Regions from separate parts of the Homo sapiens genome. Here regions 1 and 2 are each linked to region 3. A link is a loop called in an ENCODE intact Hi-C map of the cell type or tissue named here. Cell type or tissue: B cell. All regions are shown on one strand.

The links. Peaks named below come from ENCODE experiments on the same cell type or tissue, not always from the same donor. Only the 100,000 strongest peaks of a DNase experiment are listed, where the experiment ranks them.
Region 1: a loop joins it to region 3, with 9 times the contacts of the local background. A loop is called at or near these places in 6 of 110 quality-filtered maps.
Region 2: a loop joins it to region 3, with 16 times the contacts of the local background. A loop is called at or near these places in 18 of 110 quality-filtered maps.

The regions. Positions count from the first base shown.
Region 1 is chr1:248,399,409-248,407,408 of GRCh38, reverse strand. It overlaps OR2T1 (olfactory receptor family 2 subfamily T member 1), which reads right to left and starts at 4,361. Exons shown (of 2, transcript NM_030904.2): 1 at 4,164-4,361; 2 at 1-1,294. The coding sequence starts at 1,261. The coding sequence ends at 305. RefSeq lists a silencer at 6,955-7,155. In B cell, CTCF peaks have their summits at 3,166 and 3,522; a DNase peak (open chromatin) is centred at 3,198.
Region 2 is chr1:248,683,242-248,691,241 of GRCh38, reverse strand. OR14I1 (olfactory receptor family 14 subfamily I member 1) reads left to right here. Exons shown (of 5, transcript NM_001004734.4): 4 at 5,676-5,790. Among named protein-coding and RNA genes, the nearest start is that of OR14I1, 16 kb to the left of the region's middle. RefSeq lists enhancers at 2,587-2,636, 4,255-4,454. In B cell, a CTCF peak has its summit at 4,202; a DNase peak (open chromatin) is centred at 4,201.
Region 3 is chr1:248,618,199-248,626,198 of GRCh38, reverse strand. It overlaps OR2T11 (olfactory receptor family 2 subfamily T member 11), which reads left to right. Exons shown (of 2, transcript NM_001001964.2): 2 at 1-2,642. The coding sequence ends at 21. Among named protein-coding and RNA genes, the nearest start is that of OR2T11, 13 kb to the left of the region's middle. In B cell, CTCF peaks have their summits at 3,336, 3,536 (motif pointing left), 6,887 and 7,087; DNase peaks (open chromatin) are centred at 3,408 and 7,098; H3K27ac peaks cover 642 bases.

The sequences.
Region 1 (8,000 bases), 220 kb after region 3:
AATTTCTTTGTGACCAAAAGCGGGGAAAGATTGGATTATATTTTTAGTTTCTAAGGCTTTCTTTGGGGAGAAAAAGAAGCAGGTGAAAAGAGGGAAGGCGAAGATCACAGAGAGAGATTCAGTTTTCTGAGGCCTAAAAAACCACAACATCATAACTATGGAGTTATGAACCAGAAACCCTAGCCAAAAAACCAATATTGTAATCATATGACTCCCTCCCTTTTTGCTTCATCTTTTGATGAAAGCACAGCCACAGTGACCACAGAGTCCCCCATTTACCATATGCATGGGAAGGAGTCGACTGTCAAAAGACACCTCCTGACACCCTTTGAGGACCCTTGAACCTCCCCAAGGCCCTCTTCAGAGCTCCAGTCACATCCTTGTTTCTAAGGCTGTAGATGAGGGGGTTCAGCATGGGTGTGAGAATGGTGTAAAACACAGAGAGGACTTTGTCCTGGGCTGGCTTGTGGTAAGAATGTGGCAGCATGTAGGTGTACATGGCAGCCCCGTAGAACAAGGACACCACAGTCATGTGGGATGAGCAAGTGGCAAATGCCTTCTTCCTGCCCTCCACTGAGCTCATGCACTGAACTGTAGTCAGGATTCGGGCATAGGAAGCAAGGACTACAGAGAAAGGAATCAGCAGCATCAAAACACAGCACACATACATCACTGTCTCGTAGAGGGCTGTGTCTGCACATGCCAACTTCAGGACTGCTGGTGCCTCACAGAAGAAGTGGTTAATCTCCCGGGAATTGCAGAAGGGAAAGCTCATGGTGATGGGGGTTAGGAGGAAGCCATCCAAAGAGCCCCCAAACCAGGAACCTGCTATAATCATCCAACAGACCCGGCGGCTCATGAGGACAGGGTATCTCAGAGGGTTGCAAATGGCCACATAGCGGTCATAGGCCATGAGGCCCAGCAGGAAGAATTCAGCTCCCACAAGGGTAAGGTAGAGGAAGTGTTGAGCTGTGCACCCCACAAAGGAAATGGTCCTTTGATCCAGCAGGTAATTAACCAGCATCTTAGGCACAATAGTGGAAATATACATCATGTCAATTAAGGAAAGGTGGCTGAGGAGGAAGTACATGGGTGTATGAAGGCGCAAATCTGTTTGGATCAGGAAGATCATAACCCCATTGGCCATCAGTGCGGTGAAGAAGATGATAGAGATGATGGCAAAAATAAGACCTGAGGTTTCCTTTCTGTTGAACAGCCCCATGAAAGTGAAGTCTGTAGAGGATGTGTTGTACTCTTCCATTGATCCTACAGTTGTGCCGATATAAGGTAATATCTTCCAAATAAGATGATAGCATTCCCAGGGCAGTAAAATAACAACATGTGAATTAATTGTTAGGCAGCAAACTTTTAAAAGTGGGAAGAAAACATTTAAAAAATAGTATTCTTGCCACATTGAGACTGATATCTAGCATTTACTCTATTCCAGAAGGTTTTTAAATAAAATTGGTCATTATTAATCAATAATTGCTTAAATACATTGGAGAAGATGAGGTCAGCAGATGATACTGTATTACGATGATGTGCATAACAATGCCTAAGGTTGCATACCATGCTACACAGCAGTTACGCATACCATGGTCCGGTGTATGCGTGTGTGTATTACCTTAGATGCATTTAAATTTGTATTATTATTTAATGTGTCTTTGTATGGTTGGCATCACCACTACTTTCAAAACATCTTTGGTGCTGGCTGTGAGTAGCTCATGTCTTCCATTTAGCTACAAGTACGGGTTATCTACCATTTGGGTCACAAGTCACTGTCTACATCATGAGAGTATACTTGGTGTTAGTTTATCCATGTCCCAGACAAATTATAAGGGATGAAATAAAAAGGGCAACAGAAACTCAACGGAAACTACTCTTGCAAATTTAGACATAAAAATTATTCTCAATACAAGAGGCATTCAGTGTTGTAGAATTTTATTTATTTTCAATTTTAAGATGATGAGGAATTAGCATTAGGATTATGATTAGCATGACCATTAGAAATCAGTATTAGCAATTAATATTCAGAGGAAATACCACAGGGACGTAAACATTGAGCTATAATTCACTGATTATTTTTGGAAATTAGAATTTTTCATAGTTCTTCATAATTAAGAAAAACTGAGTGTGTTTTATACAATTTCAGGTTACAATAAAGAAACAAATATCCACAACAAACTTCATGGAAGTAAAGGATGATTTTTCACATTGTTTAAGGCTAAAAGTGTCCCAAGAAAGACATTTTACCAACATATTTGGGAGTAAAATTGATCAAACTAGTCTAGTGCTCCTCTAAATATTCTAAAAATATTAGCATTTGAGTCAATTGCCCAGAAAAAGAAGTTGCTATTGAGAATAATGATGATGACATCGTGGAGTTTATTTTGCAAAGTGTCATGCTAAGAAGTACTTTGTAACTATTGACTCCCTGATCTTCACAATAAAACTAAGAAGTGAGGAGCTATAAAAGCCCCTCTCACCAATGACAGCATTGAGGGTAACGTGTTGGTGGTCACGGGGTCTGTTAGTGCCAGGAGTGTTTGGACTAGATAGTCTCAATTCATTATATATTCATACACATGGCATTGTGTATATAGGAAGCTTTATATGGGAATAGCAGCTAGACATTTACTGTAATTAGCAAATAAAATGTACCAAGCATGTGAACCTGCTAAATTGTTAACAATGTAATAACTAATGTGACTAATGAAAATTAGTCATACTTGAGAGTAGATCACATAAATTATTATAATCAGGATTGCTGTTTTATGGATATAAACTATGTGTACAGATATACACACATATATAAAAATGTACACATAGATACATCATATGTATATTTTATATATATATATAATGTATATTTTGCTAATTCAGAATATTTGGTGTCAGGTTTTATACATTTTTATGATACTATGTACAATGTCATCATTACTTACAACCTCCCTCATTTTACTTTTTTTAGGTTTCATTAATGGAACCTATAAAAATATATTTCTAAAGGGAAACTCCTCTCCAGTTTATGTCGCAGCCTAAATATTAGCAGTATTTCAGCTACTTCCACACTTCCTACATTTTCGGTTTGACTTTTATCATGCGATAAGACACCAGAAACAGAGGGAAAATCATGTGCTGCTTCACAAAGTCAAACAGTGGTCTCTGCTGTCTGTTCACCCTTACTCCCATTTTATACACACACACACACACGTATATGTAATAGCACAGGGACATACATATTGAGGTATAACTCACCGATGATTTTTGGAAATTGGAATTTTTCCGTAGCTCTGGCAATTAAGAAAAACTGAGGGACTGTTTTATACAATTTCAGGTTACAGTAAAATCCACAACAAACTTCAAGAATATAAAGGATGATCTTTTATCCATTATATATATATATATAAGTATATACATTCATAATTTCCTCCCATAGATTTATATATGTATATATGTAACTCTTCTGTGGTTCTAGCTTTTTCTATGGCCAGCTAGCCCTGCAAACCTAGCAATGCAAAGGGAAATTCTAAAGTCTACTCCATTTTGCAGCCAAGTGGCCTTACTTTTCCTATCTGCATACAAAAGATCTAATTTATCAGAGAACAAGCCCTCCTCAAAGTAAATTATGATTTTAAGTAAAATGTTTTGTTAAATTTATTATCTGCTCTCTCACTAGAGTGAGCACAATAAGTAACTATACTTGTTGAATATCTCCTGGGCATAGATCATACAGCTTTGCTATGGTTTAGTACACATAAAAATAATCAGAAAATGTTTGGAATGATTCTGTGACTTTATATAGGCATTTGTTTCTGAAATGATGAAGGCAACATACAGTAAAACAAAATTTAGAATTAAATGAATTGAGTTCTTCCTCTGGTCACGACATTAATTAATTCTGTGACCTTGGATTATCTTCCTAAACACCCTGAGCCTCAGTATCTGCTTATATTAATTGATATAATAAACATTCAGGGTTACTTTAAGAATCAAATAAGAAATTTATAGTTACAGGTGCAAATATTTTATACAATACCAAGTAAAATGTAAGATATCTGCAAATTATTTCAAAACTATTGGTAAATGGGTGCAAATTCTCAATCTCTCATTTAAGCAATCTACATATTCAACTAAAATCTATGAATTTAAATTGCAAATACCTCCTGATCTTCAGAAAAGGTCTGTAAACCCAGGTGCTCCCAGTGAAGTTACATCAGCAGTTAAAGTCTATCTTTTCCCCCAAGTATCCTTTGACTTGAAAGGATTGTTACTTAGTAGAAATTCTCAGAAAAAACTGTGCATTTCAATTAAGCTTGCAGAACATCTAAATGCCTTTGAAGAGCAGAAGTATGCTTGGCCTGCAAATTTTGAGAAAATTATTTTTAAAAAGTTAGTGGATAAAATAGACATAATTTTATTGGATAAAATTGTCTTTTAGGCCTACCTAAACTATTTTTTATTGCATAATACCGTACACCAAGAGATAAATCAATGCATTTATGTTATCCTGACATTTGTAAATATTCTGTACTATTTTATAAGGCGTGCATGTTGGTTGAGTAGGGATGGCCGCAAATATTTTCCTCCCACATCACTACAGTTTGAAGGTAGGACACAATGCTTGCCCAGGACTGTGATGATCTCCAAGCCCATCCTTTAAATCAAGTGACAAGATAATTCCTAACTTGTAAGTTGCAGCCTTTGCTTGCTTCCCTATGACCACTGGTGAAGTTTCTGCCAAAGAAAAGAGCAAGCTCCATGCTCCTTCAATGCAGCAGCCTTGTTAGGAAGCTCTGCATTAGCTTAAATTAAAGCTGCTTCATGCAGGATTCTTCCTTGCCTTCTGAATCTGCTTGGAACCAGTTTTCTCTCTTTGCAACATTCAACATTTCATAATGTGAATATGACTACAAGGTTTTCTGTCCTCCTTCTCTATACCGGTCACACTTCTCCAGTTATTTTATGCATTCATGTATGAATTTTTTTCCAAAGTGCTCAACTTCCAGGTATTTACTGGGGATAGCTTTTGCAATGTCTATTTTAGAATATAATACCTCAATTTCAACAGATTACTGTAGGTGTGGTTTTTCCTGTACAGAATACACTGGCAATATTACTTTTCTGTTGTTATCGCAGACACATTGAGTCATTACATACACATTCAAACTTACAGTTACCTTTTCACATGAGAAGTTCTCAAGACAGGTCAATACAGTGCTGTGCAATTTTGAGACTAAATACAAAAATATATGTTCCTAGTTTTTCTCCGTGTTCCTAAATTCTGTTTAGTATTTCAAAAAGTTGGAATCATTAAGAATGAACTCATATTGAAATAATAATCATACAATTATTAGATAATAAAGCACTAATGTACTCTGACAATTTTAGAGTAACTTAGAACCACATTCTTCAACCCACACACACCTCCTACAAGACCCATAAAGAGACTACACACTAGAATAAACCCCTCTACTAGAGAGACCTGTTATTTCTGATGAGAGTTTATTTTATGCTTGGTGTGATGGACACTAAAAAAATGCCTGTGAATCACTGGCAAAGTGGATCTGAGAAATCCAGGTGTCTGCACATTCTTTGAAATCATTGTGGAAAAAAGGATTTTTAAAATGCTTGCACGTTTGACAGTCAGGCAACGAGTCTATGTTGGAAATTAGAATGCCTGTAGGAGTCTGCCTTACGTCAGCTCTGTGTCTTTAATGCAAGCATCTTCAACTCTCCAATCATCAGTGTTCTTATCTGTAAAACGAGGGGAAGGAGATAAAGACAATGCACTGTTCAGAGATTCAGGAAGCCTGGTTCATAGTCTGTACTTTAGAAACTAGGAGTAAGTACAGGTTTTTCCTTTAGATCTTTTGTGCCTTTCGAACAGTATTGTCCTTATCCTATCTAATTCATAAGACTAAAGTTTGCTTAAATTATTTTTTTAAGAAAAGCAGCAAACATTTAAGAAAAGATTCTTTGCACTGTTACACTCAATGGCATCCTTCTACCTGAGATTTACAACACTCACTCCATGTAATTCCCACAGATAATCAGACAGGCACTCTTTTTCTCAATGCACTTGCATTTGGCATGGAGGGAATGGGACAGTCATTCCTCATTATACTTGTGCCTGAGATTTCCAGCCCAGGAGTTGCAGACAACTCTGCCTCAACTTTCTTAGATCCAGTTTACGTAAATCTTGTTTATGTCATATAAAGAACGTAAATTCAGTCAGACCACAATGAAATGTTCTGGCAACCCGGTCATTTGCATATGCACCAAATATTTAAAGTGCTACTATGAGGAGGAGTCAGTCTAGGTGCTCATCAGCATTTGACTTCTTACCTGTGAAATTCCTGCATAATTCCAAAAGACCTGGATTTTCATTAAGGGAATAGGAAGAGTGGAACAAACAAAGTGAGTCTAAGTACAGCAGAAGCTCCTAGATGATCCATTTTAATTGCCTAATTTTACTGAGGGATGTTGCATCATTTAGACAAAACCTTAACTATTAAATCCAATTATTTAATTTTCAAAGAGCTTCATAAAGTAATGTATTCATGTGTTCTATATGTTCTCACATTTCTCATATCTCCTCTCATCCATGCAATCTGAATGCCACCCACTCAAAACAGCATGTGACACACATCACTAAGTAGACATCAAGGAATACAATATACATAATTTTCATAAAAATTATCCAAATATCTAATTTTATTCCAAACTGTATTCCAACAAAAGATGATTATCTGTCACTTACAGAGAGCTGAATCTGTCAGGATAGCCATTCAGAGTAGTAGATAGAGAAGGTTATGTATAATTTAGTAAATCAAAAACTTACTGGCAAACTACAACAACTTTATGTAACTAAACAAGCGATGAAGAACTAAGACTTTTTAGAAGGTTGAAGGTGATATTTTGCTAGAAGGAAAAATGATTAGATTTAGTAGACTTAAATTCTCATCTAACTTATACCAAGAAGAAAACACACAAAGCAATTCATAGTCATTGGTACCCACAACAGGAAATCCTTCAACATCTAGGCCATCTGGATGCCAAAGTGCTGTCAGCATGTTACCCTGAAGATCCAGTATGCATAGATTTCTAATTTGGATTTATGAACTTGGCATGACTGAAGGTATCCTTAGCAACTGATGATGGAGTTAGGACAAAGAGAGACATGCAACAAGTTTATTAGGAGCTATTTTTGTAATATAACTCTGCAGAAGGAAGTATTATTAAGCCAAACAAATAAATGCCACCTTAGAAATCCTTGAAACAATTTGCATTGCCAGGACAAATTGCATAAATTCTCCAGCCTTCTAGAAACATGTAATAATGTCTATTTCTTATCTTTACAGGGAAATATTTAGCAACTAAACAGGTCTGAAAAACTAAAAATGCAGGAAGAAAGCAGCAGACCAGTAAAGAGTGCCGAATTATTCTGGGTGTTCTGCTTTTGAGATCCCTGGAGCGACAAGGGAGCGCCCAGATTGAAAAGAGGCATGAGTTTAAATAGTTTTCTTTGAGGGACATGGAATGAAGTGCTCTGGGAAAGAGCAAGTTTCTTCCTTTTGGATCTCAGGAGACTTTAATGAGACGGACTTATTACAGCTAATGAGAAGTGTATTGATGGGGTGGAAAACAGTGAACATTTAAGTGACATGGGCTTTGAGAACATGTTTCAACTCCTGTGCTTCAAAGTGTAAAACTGATTTCCTGAGTGTTTCATCAGAAAGTTCTGCCAGCAGCTCTTCCTCACAGAGAAATGTGGGAACAAATGTGGAAAGCCATTAAAAAGATAAAAAGTAGCTTTATTTCTATTATATTTTAATAACATAACATCTGTTATGTTTGTTGGTAGTTTAATAATTATTATTTTATTTGAGCATAAAGGTAACGCATACCCATCGGGAAAAACATAATACCAGATAGGGTTATCGAAAACACATCATAGAGATGATTATCCTTACAAAATTGCATTTATACTGTATGTG
Region 2 (8,000 bases), 65 kb before region 3:
TTAGTGTGTGTTGAATGAATGAAGGGTCCCTTCTACCTATGAGCTCAAGAGTGTTAGAATTCTTCCTGTTACCCAACTGCTGTTTTGATGGCTTACTTTCTGGCAGCTGCAGAAGCTCTAATTCTTTTTGGAAGCAACCTAAATATCCATCAAGGGATAAATGGATAAAGAAAATGTGATATCTACCTAAGATGAAATATTACTCAGCCTTAAAAAAGGCCTTTTCTGCATCTATTGAGATAATCATGTGGTTTTTGTCATTGGTTCTGTTTATGTGATGGATTGTGTTTATTGATTTGCATGTGTTGTACCAGCCTTGCATCCCAGGGATGAAGCCTACTTGATCGTGATGGATAATCTTTTTGATGTGCTGCTGGATTCAGTTTGCCAGTATTTTATTGAGGATTTTCACATCAGTGTTCATCAGCGATATTGGTGTGAAATTTTCTTTCTTTTTTTTTTTTTGGTTGTGTCTCTGCCAGGTTATGGTATCAGGGTGATGCTGGCCTCATAAAATGAGTTAGGGAACAGTTCCTCTTTTTCTGTTGTTTGGAATAGTTTCAAAAGGAACTGTACCAGCTAGTCTTTGTACCTCTGTGAATCCGTCTGTTCCTGGGCTTTTTTTTTTTTTTTTTTTTTTTGGTTGGTAGACCATTAATTACTGCCTGGATTTCAGAACTTGTTACTGGTCTATTGAGGGATTCGACTTCTTCCTGGTATAGTCTTGGGAGGGTGTATGTGTCCAGGAATTTATCCGTTTCTTCTAGATTTTCTAGTTTATTTTCATAGAGATGTTTATAGTATTCTCTGATGGTAGTTTATATTTGTGTTGGATCAGTGGTGATATCCCCTTTACCATTTTTTATTATGTCTATTTGATTCTTCTCTCTTTGCTTCTTTATTAGCCTAGCTTGGTGGTCTATCTATTTTGTTAGTCTTTTCAAAAAACCAGCTCCTGATTTCATTGTTTTTTTGAAGGCTTCTTTGTTTCTCTATTTCCTTCAGTTCTACTCTGATTTTAGTTATTTCTTGTCTTCTGCTAGCTTTCGAATTTATTTGCTCTTGCTTCTCTAGTTCTTTTAATTTTGATGTTAGGGTGTCGATTTTAGATCTTTCCTGCTTTCTGATGTGGCCATGTAATGCTATAAATTTCCCTCTAAACACTGCTTTAGCTGTGTCCCGGAAATTCTGGTGTGTTGTGTCTTTGTTCTCATTGGTTTCAAATATCTTATTTATTTCTGCCTTAATTTTGTTAGTTACCTAGTAGTCATTCAGGAGCAGGTTGTTCAGTTTCCATGTAGTTGTGTGGTGCTGAGTGAGTTTCTTAATCCTGAGTTCTAATTTGGTGCACTGTGGTCTGAAAGACTGTTTGTTATGATTTCCATTGTTTTGCCTTTGCTGAGGAATGTTTTAGTTCCAATTATGTGGTCAACTTTAGAATAAGTGCTATGTGGTGCTGAGAAGAATGTATATTCTGTTGATTTGAGGTAGAGAGTTCTGTAGACGTCTATTAGGTTTGCTTGGTCCAGAGCTGAGTTCAAGTCCTGAATAGGCCTGTTAATTTTCTGTCTCATTGGTAAAGTTTTTCTTTTAACTATTTGGTGTTAGAAGTAAGATTTGAAGGATACCCAGTGGCCCCCCGGAACAAGGAATGCCCAAGTGTAGATACCCACTAGGGCCCATTGCTCTCACGCTGCAACTGAAGATTATGGGTAAATTTCCTCTTGGATTCAAACTCTGCAAATTTATGTTTTGAGCTCTAACTTTGTTTGAGCAATTTGTTGACTGGACTGGGTTCAGAATTGGAATGGATCTGGTAAAGAAACCAGACTGGGTCCAGTAGGAGGCCTCTGGTAGGTAAGGTTCCTGGAAGACAGCATATCATGTGTTTTTTGAATCCAAGGGCTCTAGAACTCTTCCATGTGGGACTGCAGCATATTTTATGTATAAGAACCATGGACCCAGAACATGTGTTTTTCTAGAAAAATGAGTGAACCTGACCAAAGGTAATTTTAAGTTACAAAGGCCACAGTGGGGAGACTTTTTACAAAGGACAAAGAGGTGCATGCCTTTATAATACGCCAGCTATGGGGACTGAGAAGACCTCCTTGTAGCTATTTTGAACCCCAGAGGAGTTGCCTCAAAAGTAAAGGACCGCGTGTCCCAAGAAGTTTACCTGTATTTTAAATAGTCAGGCCTTTGCATAAGAAATTTTTCATTTCTATACCAGTCATCTGATGGACCTGGCCTGTCTACCTACTAGAGAAAGCCCCCAAGGGCTACACTCCCTGGGCAATAATCAACCAATCCCCCAGAGAAAAAAAATGGAAGTTTCAAATCAAATGTGGAAGTCCCCATACCTGAAGCTATCTGACTGACAGTTGAATCATATTTAGAAAAACATTTGTAAGAATGAGTCTTTTCTGTTTTCTCTCTTTAATCCTGCTTCTCCCATGGGAACCCTGCAGTCAACTGAAACACCTCTTATGAAACTTCCCGCTAAACACATACTCTGCCAATTCTTTCTTGTTGTCATGATCTTTGCTATGCCCCAAACTCTTTCTGGTGGGTGGGGGGAAATATTATTCAGTCTTGCAATCTTGAAAACAAAACAGGAGAGAAAAGTTGTACCAGTCTGTGATTATAGAGCAAGATTAGAAGTAACCATGGTGAGTCAGGCACACAAAATATTTGTTCTAGTCTTCAGTGGGTTCCACCCACTTAGTATTTTAGTTAAAAGACAGAAGGTGGGTTGGAAAACCACTGATTTAGCAGAATAAATCTCCAAAATACAACTTTTTGGCAGAAAAACTATTTTCACCTGCTTATTTTGAGGACTCTTTGTAAGAGAAATTTACATCCCTAAAGGGAATCTCCATTTGTAAGAAGGTCTACCTCTCTGGACAGAGAACACTGGAAACTCTGATAAGGAAGAAAGCGTTGGCTTAAATCTACAGAAGCCTTGCCTTTAAAGTGCTTTTCCTAGCTGTCTTGCCCTAACTGGGTCTTTACATCTTTCTTTCTTGGTTTGGGCAAATTAAAGCATTTAAGCTGGAAGTCCAAGCTCTGTGCTTTTGAGATATAAATTTTCTACACAGTCTTCTCTAGAGTTTAATAGGTATCTATTTAAAATGCAAGTTTAGGGTAGATAACTCATCAGAAGTAGAAGTAAGAAAAATAGATATTTGGAAACTGAGCAAATAAAAAAACATTAATGATCTTTTTCACAAATATTAGTAAGAAGCTTTAGCCATTTAAGTGGCATTAGCCAAAAACAATTTAGATCCAGATATTCTTTAATAAATTAGTGAGATTTGTATTATTGTACCTGGCACATGGCTAAAAATTTGTAATGTTTCTGTTACATGTCTATCTATATCTGGATGTATGTACATATGTGCAATATTTTTCTACTGCCTTATAGTATTGCCAAAATTAAATAACACCATGTTCAAACAAGACGGATGTCTAGCTGTAGGCAAGCAGGTGATTTTTCTACTTTGCTCCTATGTCTGGCCCATAAAAGCTTGTTCACACTGCTGGGCAGAGCTCTCTGAATTTCTTCTGATCTGTAGTGCGATCTGATAATGAATCATTCTTTGATCAAATAAAGTCTGCTAAGTTTAATTTGTCTTAAGTTTTTATATTAAGACTCACTTTCCTCATTTGAAAAATGAAATGATAAAATATATATCTCCTAAATTTCTGCCAGATTTTTCTATTCACTTCTAATTTTCAAATGATCGTATTTAGTGAGATCTACCCATCCTCTTGGTCTGTGACTGGTTGTGGAACAAATAGATTTGGAGGAAGATGAGAAGCATGATGATTGTCTCCATTAAGCCAATAATTTTCTGAGAGTCTATGTGCAATACAGAAACAGGCTGCTGTAACTGCAAAGTAAACTGAGTATACGCACTTAACTGCTCTCATGTGGCATACTGACTAGGCATAGTGATGAAGTAAAACAATTTATTATTTTCTGAGTACTTAAATGTCTGGGTTTTGTACTTTATCGAAGATTATTTTATGAAATGTGAAAATATAAATCCTTTACTTTTTTCACTGTTTACTCTCCTCACTCTCTTAATGAAAATCTCTATATCTCATGCTCATCACTTCCTCACGGACTCTGAGTTCAGTTGGCACCTACTCCATATTCTGCTTTCTGTTTCAGCAGGTAATTTACAATTTAACCCAGAGGAGGCAGCATCCTCCTGAGACCAGCGTCCCCCAGGCTTCCTTCTGGAAGCCAATCTCCTCCAGACTGTGGCGGCCCAGTCTCTATGGGAAACTAACAGAGAAGATTGTCTCCTTGATATATTATACATCAGGTTTTCTCTATCACTGAGTTTGCATGTTAAATTGGGTCACTTCTTCTGGTGAGACACAGAGGAAAACTTCAGAACTGTTTCTTTATCATCATTGGTCCAGACAGTGAATACATATTGAGAAGCTACATGTTATTTAATCAAGGTATTGCTGGTCTTGTATTTCTCAGATATTTACCCAATAAGGAAATTGAATTTGTCTACATGAGATTTATGTAAGCAATCATTTCAAATTTTTTATGAGAAAAAAATCAAGACATGTTTGCTTAAAGTGATTTAATTGTTCTCTTAGTAATTATGTTTCATATTTTTTTCCAATGAAACAAGCAAACAAAATAGTGCATTCAGTTTGCTTGAATTTTTATCATTTTAATCAGTTTTGGAGAGATCTATTTTTAGTTTGAGACTAGAGTGGAAGCAGCTCATGGTGCAGTGTGTATTGGTTTTGTTCCTCAGTGTTGCTCTTTTGCTTGATATAAGTGGGATAAAGGGCAGCTCTTCAGCATCAGGCCACTCAGAGAAAACTACACTGAAGTAAAAAGGCTTCATATAGATTAGATACAAATGCTCTCAGAGGTGGGGCAGCAGAGGCCATCTTGTTGAGTGTAGTTTTACATTTCAGTAAATTGAAATTAAAATGTATTTGTAGGTTCCCCAACTTAAAACAGCTGTGTCAGAACATGACAAGAATTCAGGTCTCTTTTAATCTTATTACTCATCATACCACATGTGTGAATTTAAAATAGACAGACTTGGAAGCAGGAAATCTTTATACATATTTAATTCAATATGCTTTACGGTTAAAAATAATATATTCAAAATTTTCAACTTATATCTATCAATGATGCACATATGTATATGAAAATGTATTGTGTCTTTTTAACCAATGTGTTAACTACTAAGTTTTTGTTAATAAATGCACATCAATTTGCCTAATATTTTGAATAGGTGTATTGTATATATGCTTATATATCATAATGATAATATGTTTGCATCCCTATAGATTTGTTTTGTATGTCCTCAATTTCAAATTGTAGACAATTTTCAAGGAAAATATTAATTTAATAACTTTTCAATAAACAGTAACTATATATACACACTATATGTACACAAATATATACACAACTATATATACATATATATGTATGTATACATATACACAACTATACATATATATGTATATATATACTATACATGTATATTTATATGTATATATATACACGAACTATATATGCACTATATATACACAACTATATATAAATTATATGATGCTTTTCCTTTAGCAGTGCAGAAATGTGAGTGTTAGAATCAAGGAAAGAGCATTATTATTTTCTCATTCTCTAGATAATACATTACAAGGAATTGGCCACGTGGCAGTTTTGTAGAATTTTACATCTACCGATAGCAAGCTAACCCGGGAGATAGTATACTCCTGTACACTGCTGATTCTGCTGGAAGGGTGGGTAACCTTTTGCCTTGTTTTATGGGACAGCTGCAATTCTTGGTTGTTTGGTTGAGATATTTTAAATACAAACCAATTAACAACCATTTTATTACTTGTTTCATTGAGTTCTATTAAAAAGTCAGAACAAAAACCCAGTTTTAAAAGTTACTCTGCATTGTTAAATAGTATTATAATGGATGTCAAAATATGCAGAATGTAATCACCTGAGTCCCCATTACTTTTTTATTAATGTTTAATCATATTTTTTGAGATTATTACTTTAATATGTGAGGTATTTTATTTAATCTATAATGTCAAAGAAAACAGTGGAAAAAAGAGAGCTTTTTTCACTGAATTTTACAAGCAATTTAAATATATAAAATATAAAAGCAATTTATAACACACAAAAGTATTTCAGTTGCTTCTTTGACATTAATGTATAAATAATATTAAAAATATGAAATATCCAAAATCTAGAAAGAGTATAACAAATGATTTTTAAGAACGAGCACTTAGGCTTATCATTTATTCATATTTTTGTTTGCTTTAATGATCTTAACTGTTAAAATATTACAGATATAATTACTGTTCAATGTTTTCAACTTATTTTTTCCCTCCGCTACCCCATTTATTGGCATTTGTATTCATTCCAGTAACTGTTTTATACAAGCTTATCTGTGTGTGTGTGTATATATATATATATATATATGTATGTGTGTGTATTTATAAATAATGCACTGCACAATTTGAATGTTTAAATGCATATGACTGGGAACATATTTTGTGTAATAGTTTGTGGGGTTTTTTCAAAACTATGTTGAAATGTTCAATATTGATGTAGAGTATCCCATTCAGTTTAACTTCTAGAGAGTGTTCCATTCTGGGATAAAGTAGGGTATGTTATCCATTTTCCTAGTGATGGTAATTAGGGGTTTAAACGTCATGGAGCAAACATCCTCACATATGTCATTTTTTAAAACTCAAGTGTACATTTGTGAGAAGGAGCATTGCTGCATCAAACTTGCGCATCTTCAGTTGTGTTCAAAATTTCCAGTTGACCCTCCAAAGTAGGTAGGCTGCTTACACAGCAAACTAAGCAGCAGCAAAGAGCTTCGTCCCTTCACATGTTTGTCGAGACTTTACTTGCCAGACATATGTTTTCTAAAGCAATGGACACAAAATAGCATCATGTTAAAGTTTTAATTTGCATTTCCATAACTAGTAAAGTTGAACACATTTTGAATTGTTATTGGGTCATTAGCTTTCCAGTTTTCTGAGCCCTTGTTCATATACTTTGCTCATTGTTTATGCTAATGTGTTTTTATAGTTTGTCGTTTATCAGGGATAGTGCTCCTTTGTCATTTTCATTGTAAATATGTATTGCTCGTCACTTGACTTTGTGTGACAGTACAATTCTTTTTGTTTTTCCTTTTTGAGATGGAGTTATGCCCTTATTGCCCAGGCTGGAGTGCAGTGGCACGATCTTGGCTCACTGCCACCTCCACCTCCCAGGTTCAAGCGAGTCTCCTGCTCCAACCTCCTGAGTAGCTGGGATTACAGGCATGTGCCACCACGCTCAGCTATTTTGTATTTTCAGTAGAGACGGGATTTCAGCATGTTGGTCAGGCTGGTCTCGAACTCCTCACCTCAGGTGATCCACCTACCTCAACCTCCGAAAGTGCTGGGATTACAGGAGTTCGCCACCGCGCTTTGCCAAGAGTGCAATTCTTTTCAATTACTTGTTTTAATGATACAATGAAATGCTTCAAAGTGACTGTATCATTTATAGCATTTGGACAAAAGATTATCTTCAAATTTTTTCATTAAACATAGGTTCTACCTGTCCTATAAAAAATAACATTTCACATTATCTTTAAAATTTGTCATAAAACATAGGTTCTACCTGTCTTATAAATAACATTTCACATTTGCCTGGTAGCAAGGGATAGCATTTATGTGCTTAATAGAGTTTATCATTAATGAAATAAGGCAACTAAACCTTAGATGATCAGTAACCTGATTTTAAAATCACTTGTTTAAAGTTGGCTCTAGTTTGAAAAAAATTAATAAGTTGTTTTTAGTGAGAATATTTGAGTCATGTGAACAGGATCTAACACACATGACTTTGATGCAGAAAAACTAATTTTAAACATATAGATAATACCAGTGAAAATAAACAAAATATGATAAACAATATATAGAAAAAAGTTATTTTTGTGAGCTTA
Region 3 (8,000 bases):
GTAGCAACAAGTGATGCTTAGAGAGTCACTGCCCAGAGGATAAGGCTTCCTAAGGACTTCCTCCATTTGCCCTGTTTCCCTGGAGATGATCTGCTCAGCTATCAACCTACACTTACTACTGGCAGTTAAGATGATTCACCCTGTCTGGATTCTTGCTCCTCGGGAGCAAGGGAAAGATGTTTTACTGTTATGCAGAGATCTTTCAGTGAAGTATCAAAAATGGTTTATTATGAAGTTAAATAATTTATCTAGTCTTTTTATTTAGGGAAGAAAAACCCCAAATATTAGAGTTCACAGCAACCTTTCACTCTGAACTAGATCTCCTTCACAACATTTGTTCATGTTTAAACAACACAATGAAAGAAACCTGCAAAAGCTATCAAATGTTTACAGTCAAATTCTGTGATTAGCAGCAATAGAGTAAAAGAATGCCAATACACAAGTGGCAAAGAAGATAAAAGCACACACTTTAGTCGTGTTTTTTATTTTAGTATTAACCCCAAGTAACTATAAGCTCTAATATTATCGTTGAATCTCTGACCCTCTTGAGTACAGACAGCAGCTATCAAATACTAGGCCACAATAAATGGTGGTGAATTGAACAGAACTGAGTATGAATGGGTGGAGGTTCAGCATGACACAGCTACTCACAGGGAATAGACTCTAACACTTAGCATCAAAGAACATGACTGCCACTTTCCTTGAGGATGTATTAACAGGATACCAGGTTCGTTAACATCCATGGCCAGAAACTTCCCTTTTCCAAGTTCTGTGATTCAACAGCAACACTTAAGGCACTTTGAGACTGACTGAGTGGGGTGGGAAGTCCCTGGAGTTTTCCATGCGGGTGTTACATGATAACAGACACGTTTTTAAAGCATCACTATGCCTACAGTGTAGGAAAATAGAACAAAGGGCAAACATGGATACAGGAAGACAATTGAGGTTTCAGAGATGAGAAACAAGGATGGCTTGTGTAGGGTGTGGACACAAAGGATTTGGCTCATGGATTTGGCGTGTGTTAGCAACAGGTGTAGAGTGAAGGATAACTTATTGGTTTGGGCCCAAGTGAATAAAAAAATGGAATATTGATATTTGGAAAACTTGTCGGTAGCAGAAGTCAAGAATTCACTTAAGATAATTTGGAAATATCTATTAGGTATTTAAGCTAGGCCGGGTGCAGTAGCTCATACCTGTACTCCCAGCACTTTAGTGGAGACCAAGGAGGGTGGATTGCTTGAGCTCAGGAGTTTGAGACCAGCCTGCCAACATAGCAAAACCCCATCTACCAAAAACACAAATATCAGTTGGATGTGGTGGCACATGCCTGTAGTCCCAGCTACTTGGGAGGCTGAGGTGGGAGGATCACGGGAGGCTGAGAAGTTGAGGCTGCAGTGAGCCGTGATGGCACCACTGTGCTCCAGCCTGACTGGCAGAGAGGCCTTGTCTCAAGATAAATACATAAATACAGAAAGATATTGAAGCTATATGTAAAGTCAATTGTACTTCAGATTAGAGTTCTGAACATAAAGCATACATTTAATAATCAGAGTACGAAGAGCATTTAAAAACAGGTTTTTTGAGAGTTTTCTTAAGAGAAAGCTTGAGACTGAGATCTGAGGCAGCTGGCGTCACATGAAAAATTAGAAAGATAGGGTTTTATGAGGTTAGAAGAAATCTAAGACAAAGTGTTTAAAGAAAGTAAAAGCAACTGCAACAAGTGCAGTCTATGGTTGAAATAAGTGAGATTTGGTTACTGTATTTAGCAACATGAAAGGTTACTTGTAACCTTAGTGACCATTTTTAATGGAGATATGCTTAGAGATGATTCAGGGTAAAATCAAGGGGGAGGAAGTGGATAAGGTAAGTTGAGTATGAATTTTTAGATTTTTTTGTAAAGGAAATGGAGTATAACTAGAAAAACGTGATACCAATGTGTTTGATGTTAATGGTGCTGTCATGTGATATTGAGTATGAAGTTCAAAGGAATAATTCAGTACAAAAAGAAAATCGATATATGAGAAATGGAGGAAAGTTTCAGAAAGATGGCCTTTGAGAGTGGCCGAAAGCACAGAAACCAGTTTAGAAGTGGAGAGTTTGAACTTTTGTAAGAGCATGGCCAACTCAGTGACAATAGCAGGAGGTCAGGCAGAGCGTGTGTTATAACTAAGATCCCTTCCGATGGTTTGTATCTTCTCGGTGCAGTTAGAATCAATGAGAGCGTCTATGAGTAAAGATCAGGGTGGTCCCGTCAAAAGTTTGAGAGGAGAAGAGAATCATCTTGGAGAAGAGGTAAGTTAATAAGCTAGTAGAGACATCTGGGTTGTAGGACAACCTTCGGACTCCCCCTCCTTTGCATTGAATTTATGAATTTAGCACAGCACATTTGTCAGACGATTCATGATGTGTGTTCGGGATGGTGGCCAGAAAATAGTAGGCACTCAATATGTTAACTAGAATTATGTTAAAAACAAGGACAAAATAACAGCAGCAACTGCTGTTACTACTACAAACTTATTCCTTTGTGAATAAAGTGTGTCATATTTATGCTTTTCCAAGGCATATAATTTGCAGTATGTAATAGATGTTCAGTAGCTGTTTATTTCAATAAATTTGTCTCTTTGGGCAATTAAAAGTTGTATAGGCAGAATTCTTCATGGTGTGGAGTTTCTTGTATAATATGGCATGATTTTGCATTATAAGGTGACACTGTCACTTCATTTCAAAATGTTAATTATTTACGTTTAGAAGTTAAATTCCACCCTACTCCTAAAACATTCTCTCTGTAATCTTGGCTTTGGTGGTGGCTTCTCTGGTGATGGGTTCCCATTTAGCGTGGGAAAATGTCCCTGCTCTGAGTGTCCTAGTTGTAGTTGGCACCAAGAGGAGATGGGCACACAGATTTCACTAAAATACTGTGTGATACCAGCATATATGCCCAGCAACAGATTGTTCAGATGTTGAACAGCTTTTTATAAGGTTTTTTCCCCATGAATATTTAACTGTTCTTTAATTATTTCCACCCCATCTGCCAATTTCAAAGGCAATTTAAGGGTGATAAGGCCATATGCTTGGAGCTTGAACCCCCTGGAGTCTGAATATTAGCCTATTTCTTTCTGGGCTGTGTGCCCTGAGCATGTTACCTAACCTCTCTGTGCCATAGTTTACTATCTTGCTCAGAGTCTATCATAGTTGAAGAATGAGGAAGAGGCTTCTTAGAGCAGATATTTTCTAAGCCTACAACTGTTGCTCCTTCAGGCCATGGGGGCTCTGCCTGAGTGATCTAGCCAAGCCGTCTTCTGTGGGTTCCCTGGGCAAAGCTCTCATCAGGAGTTCCTTGATTCGTTGAATAGCTTCTACCTCAGGTACTGCACTGAGACATTTGCGATTGCGTCTAAGATGGTTATATATCTCCCCACTTTCTCTTGGCTTGCTGATCTATCTGTACAGGAAGAAGAAATCTATACATGAATATGAAGTCCCAAGTGATTGTTACTATGGGACACCATGACATCCTCCTCCTGACACCTTGTGGCCAGTTAGTAATATGACATTATCCTAAAACAACACCATGTGTTCTCTATTCTTTAAAACTGCATGTATCATTAGGAGAATAAAAAAAAAAAAATGAATAATATCGGTACCTTTGGACTGATGGTGACATCATTTTTGTTATTAAACATTTTCTGCATTTTAGCAGTTATTTTTACTCTGTAATCCCTCCAGAATCAATTGGAAAAAATACAATGAATTGTATAAAAACCTTGAATCTATGATTATTTATTGCCAAATAATTTGCCAAAAAGTTTGTTTCTCCATATATATTTCTGTAATTATAGATAGAATTTAATAGCTTTAAATATTATAGTTAATATCCCTCACTTTATTTGGTAAAACTTGAAAAGTTACTGAATTTGCTACAACATAGAGGAAAGAAGTCTTTGCTTGGGGATATTTAATTCCAGCCACTTTGTAATTTTAGGGAGTGAATTGAATCACCACTTAATGACGCAGGCAACAGCAGGGCTTCTAAGAAAATCACATTATAAATCAGCGTTAATCTCTTCTTATACTATGAAATATAACACTAGAAATGCCATGCAAAACTCATTATTAATCATCTCAAGAAAACAGTTGTGAAACCATTCATGAAATAACCCCGCACCCCATCAAGAAACGGAACATAACCAGCACTCCAGGGCGCTCTTGTTTGATCACCGCACATGCCCCAGGGCAAAAACAGGCATTATTCTAAATGTCTCTAACTTTCATTTGAACTATTAGACATGCAAAAATGTGCAAAATTAGCACAATGAGCTTCCAATGTGGCCGTCACTCAATTTCTCTTAATGCTGACATTATTTTGAAACAGTTTTGCTCTTGCTGCCCACGCTGGAGTGCAATGGCATGATCTCAGCTCAGTGTAACCTCCCCTCCTGGGTTCAAGTGATTCTCCTGCCACAGCCTCTCAAGTAGCTGGGATTACAGGCACCCACCACCATGCCTGGCTAATTTTTTGTATTTTTAGTAGAGACAGGGTTTCACCATATTGGCCAGGCTGGTCTTGAACTCTTCTGTCTGCTCAATTGCACACTGATAATGTTGATGACAAGCTTCTTTCCAGGAGCAGAAGAAAGACCGGATGAGACAAATCATTCCTCCACCTACCCAGGGACTTCTGCATAATTGACTCTTCCTTGGCTCCTTCTATCTCTTCAGACATTCACCTTATCCTGTGTAAAATGTACATTTACTGGGCACTAACTGAAGTCTCACAGAAACGTAACCATTGACCTTACCACCAACCCGCCCGTCTTCCTATATGCCTTCCCCCACCTTAAGAAAATATATACGTACTGAGTGTTCTAAAAACCTCTTTGGAAAAATGGCCATGGGTGTGTCTGTGGCTTATTTTTCTAGACATACTCTAATATTGGCTTAATGAAACTTGACTGAGCAATTCTCACTCATTTCAGTTAAGTTTCTAACATTTCTTTAGTTGGGCCTTGACAGCGAAGAATATTGGTCAGTTATTTTGCCAAATGAATTTCATAGTAATTATTCCCTGGATTTCTTCTTGCATGACTGGATAAATATTCCTAAATACTACAGTTTAATTTTTACTATTCATTGAAAATTATATAAATTGTATACCCTGTCGATGAAAAGTCAAACCCTGTATTTTAAGATTTATTCTGAGCCAAATGAGTGACCAATGGCCCATGGAACCACCCTCAGAAGATCCTGAGAAACACGGGTCTGAGGTGGCCGGACAACTTGGTGTTACGCATTTTAGGGAGACATAAGACATCAGTCAACATGTATAAGATGTACAGTGGTTTGACCTGGAAACACACAACAATTGGAAGCAGGAGTTTCTAAGTCAGAGGCAGATTCAAAGATTTTCTGATTGGCAATTAGCTGAAAGAGTTGTTTATCAGTAGAAAGAAATGTCTGGTTATGGTAAGGGTTTGTGGAGACCAAGACTTGATCTTGTAGATGAGGCCTCCAACAAGCAGGCTTCAGAGAGAAGATTGTAAATGTTTTTTAATTAGACTTAAGTCTTAAAGAATCTGTTCTATCAGTAATTCCAAAAGGGAGGGAGGGTATCCTGAGGCATGTCAAGCTCTTCCTTCCTATCATGGCCTGAACTAGTTTATCAGGTTAACTTTGGAATGCCTTTGCTGAGACGAGGGCCCTATTCAGATGGTTGAGGGAGGCTTAGAATTTTACTTTTGGTTTAAAACCCTTTAGTATTTAGCCGGAATTTTAGGAAGGGGACCCTGATTTTTGTAGTGAGAAGAACCCATATTAGTGCCCATGGACATAAACATACACAAACAACAAATAAGCAATTCAAGATCTGATAAAAAGATAATGACATTGAAAGATGCTTCTGAACCCTATGTCTGAGGCCACCAAACAATCCAAGCAAAATCATTCTTGTGACCTGGTTACAAAGATGTGCATTTCAAATACCAGTAAAGAGAAAAGACACAAAAATGGGAAGATTAAAAGAATTTTTAAAAAGAAAACAGATTCCTTATTAGCCTTTCCATCAGAATGAGCTTATTTCCAGAGTCCCAGCCATTAATGAAGAGCCTAGAGTAGTTATGAACAAAATTTGACTTCACCTCTCAAAACCTGACTTGGTGAACAAGGTCCCAAAACTAGCTGCCATCAGTGATATGCAGAAGAGCAAGTGCAGAGGGCAAGCTGGGCTACAAGAGGACTCTAAGGGGCACAAGCAGGTTGTGTGGTTCAGTCTCCTGTGAGCATGCTCTGAGAGGCAGATAGGTCTAAAGAGCAGAGATGGAAGATTGACACTGATAGAATACCATGTCAGAAGTCAGAGTCACAATCACTTTGGTGACTGAGTGGGGACAGGACAGGTTTTGAGGGTTGGTAATCATTCTTGACCAGCTGGGTCAAGAAAGAGATTGAGCTCCTGGTCTCTAGCAATCCTCCCACCTCAGCCTCCCCAGTAGCTAGGAGATATATGTATTTGTATATACATATATATGGGTGTGTGTGTATATATACATATATATGTATACATGAAAGAAAACTGACTAATCTCTATATATATGTGTATGTGTGTGTGTATATATATATATGTATATAGAATCTCCTTCTGATAAATATCCTGTTGAAACTGTGACTCCCTCAGGAATTCTCGGTGCCGTCTTCACAGCCCTCCCTCTTCTGCAGCCCCTGCTCTGCCGCTTCCATCCAGGCTGCTTGCCCCAGAGATGGGCTGCGCTGCACGGGGCTCCTCCTGAGATGCTGCCTCTTCCCCATGACCCTCTGGATTCTTGATTGTCTGTGTACCACGTCTTCTACTTTAAAACCTCCCCATTGTGGAGCATGTCTTTCAACAGGTTTATAAACAAAGTACGTGGGAGGAAATTTTTTAAAGGCCTTGCATGTTTGAAAATGACTTTTTTTATCCTCCCACTTTGACAGTAGATCTGGCCAGGTGTCAATGTGTAGGTTGAAAAAAGCTTTCCCTCATGAATATGAGGATGTCCCTCCTCCATTGTCTTCTAACATTCAGTATTTCTCCTGGGAGTTCCATGCTCTCAATTTTAGTTGTGTTGTCGTCCCCTGGAGGCTTCAGGCTCTCCTTTGGCAGTCGTGTTAAACATTCATAATGTCTTCATAAGGGCTCTTTTTAACAATTATGTTGGGCAATTGATGAACCTTTTAATCTTGAAACGTGTCTTTCAATTCCAGAATTTTTGCTCTGAAACATGACTGAAATATGTGCTTTCCTTCCATCTAAAACATTCTTTTCCTCTGGAATTTTTATTACTTGATTTGCCTCCTGACTCACAAACTGGATCTCTTCTTCTACCTTCTTTTGCATCTGTCTTGTCCTACTTTACAGTCTACACTGCCATAATCTAAATGTTCAAGAACTCTTAAAAATTTCTCCAATGCTCTGTTTAAAACACCCTGTTCTAGTTTAATATCTGTTTGTATGTTCTTATCTGTCATAGCAGATTAGTCAGTTATCTTTTATAGAAAGAGTTTCTCTAATTACTGCATACTGTATTTCTTCTTATTTTCACTGATTTGTGTGATTTCTGCCTTTTATTTTAGAAGCTTTCCTCAAGTTTTGTAATCCCTGTCTCTCTCCTAATGTTAGTCTCTGGATAAGGACAAGCCTTAACGAGTAGGAGTCACTAAACTATGATGTAAATGACTTATTTTGGAAACCTCAAATGTCAGTATTCCTAGGTATTTTCTTTGGTATGGTCTGCTTCCTCTGCAAATCTTTCTGGGGGCTGCCAGCATTCTGAGAACCCACGTTGGGGAAACGTGCTGGTGTGCTTCACAATGTAGGGTGCAGACTTCCCACTTACACCCACGCAATGTCTGTTTTCCAATCCCAGAGCCCTTTGGGTACACCACCACCTCCCAAGTTAGTGTCGCGTCAGGTCGGGGAGGAAGGGTTGTCTAACTAAAGTGCGTGTATAACAGTTTTTATACAAACT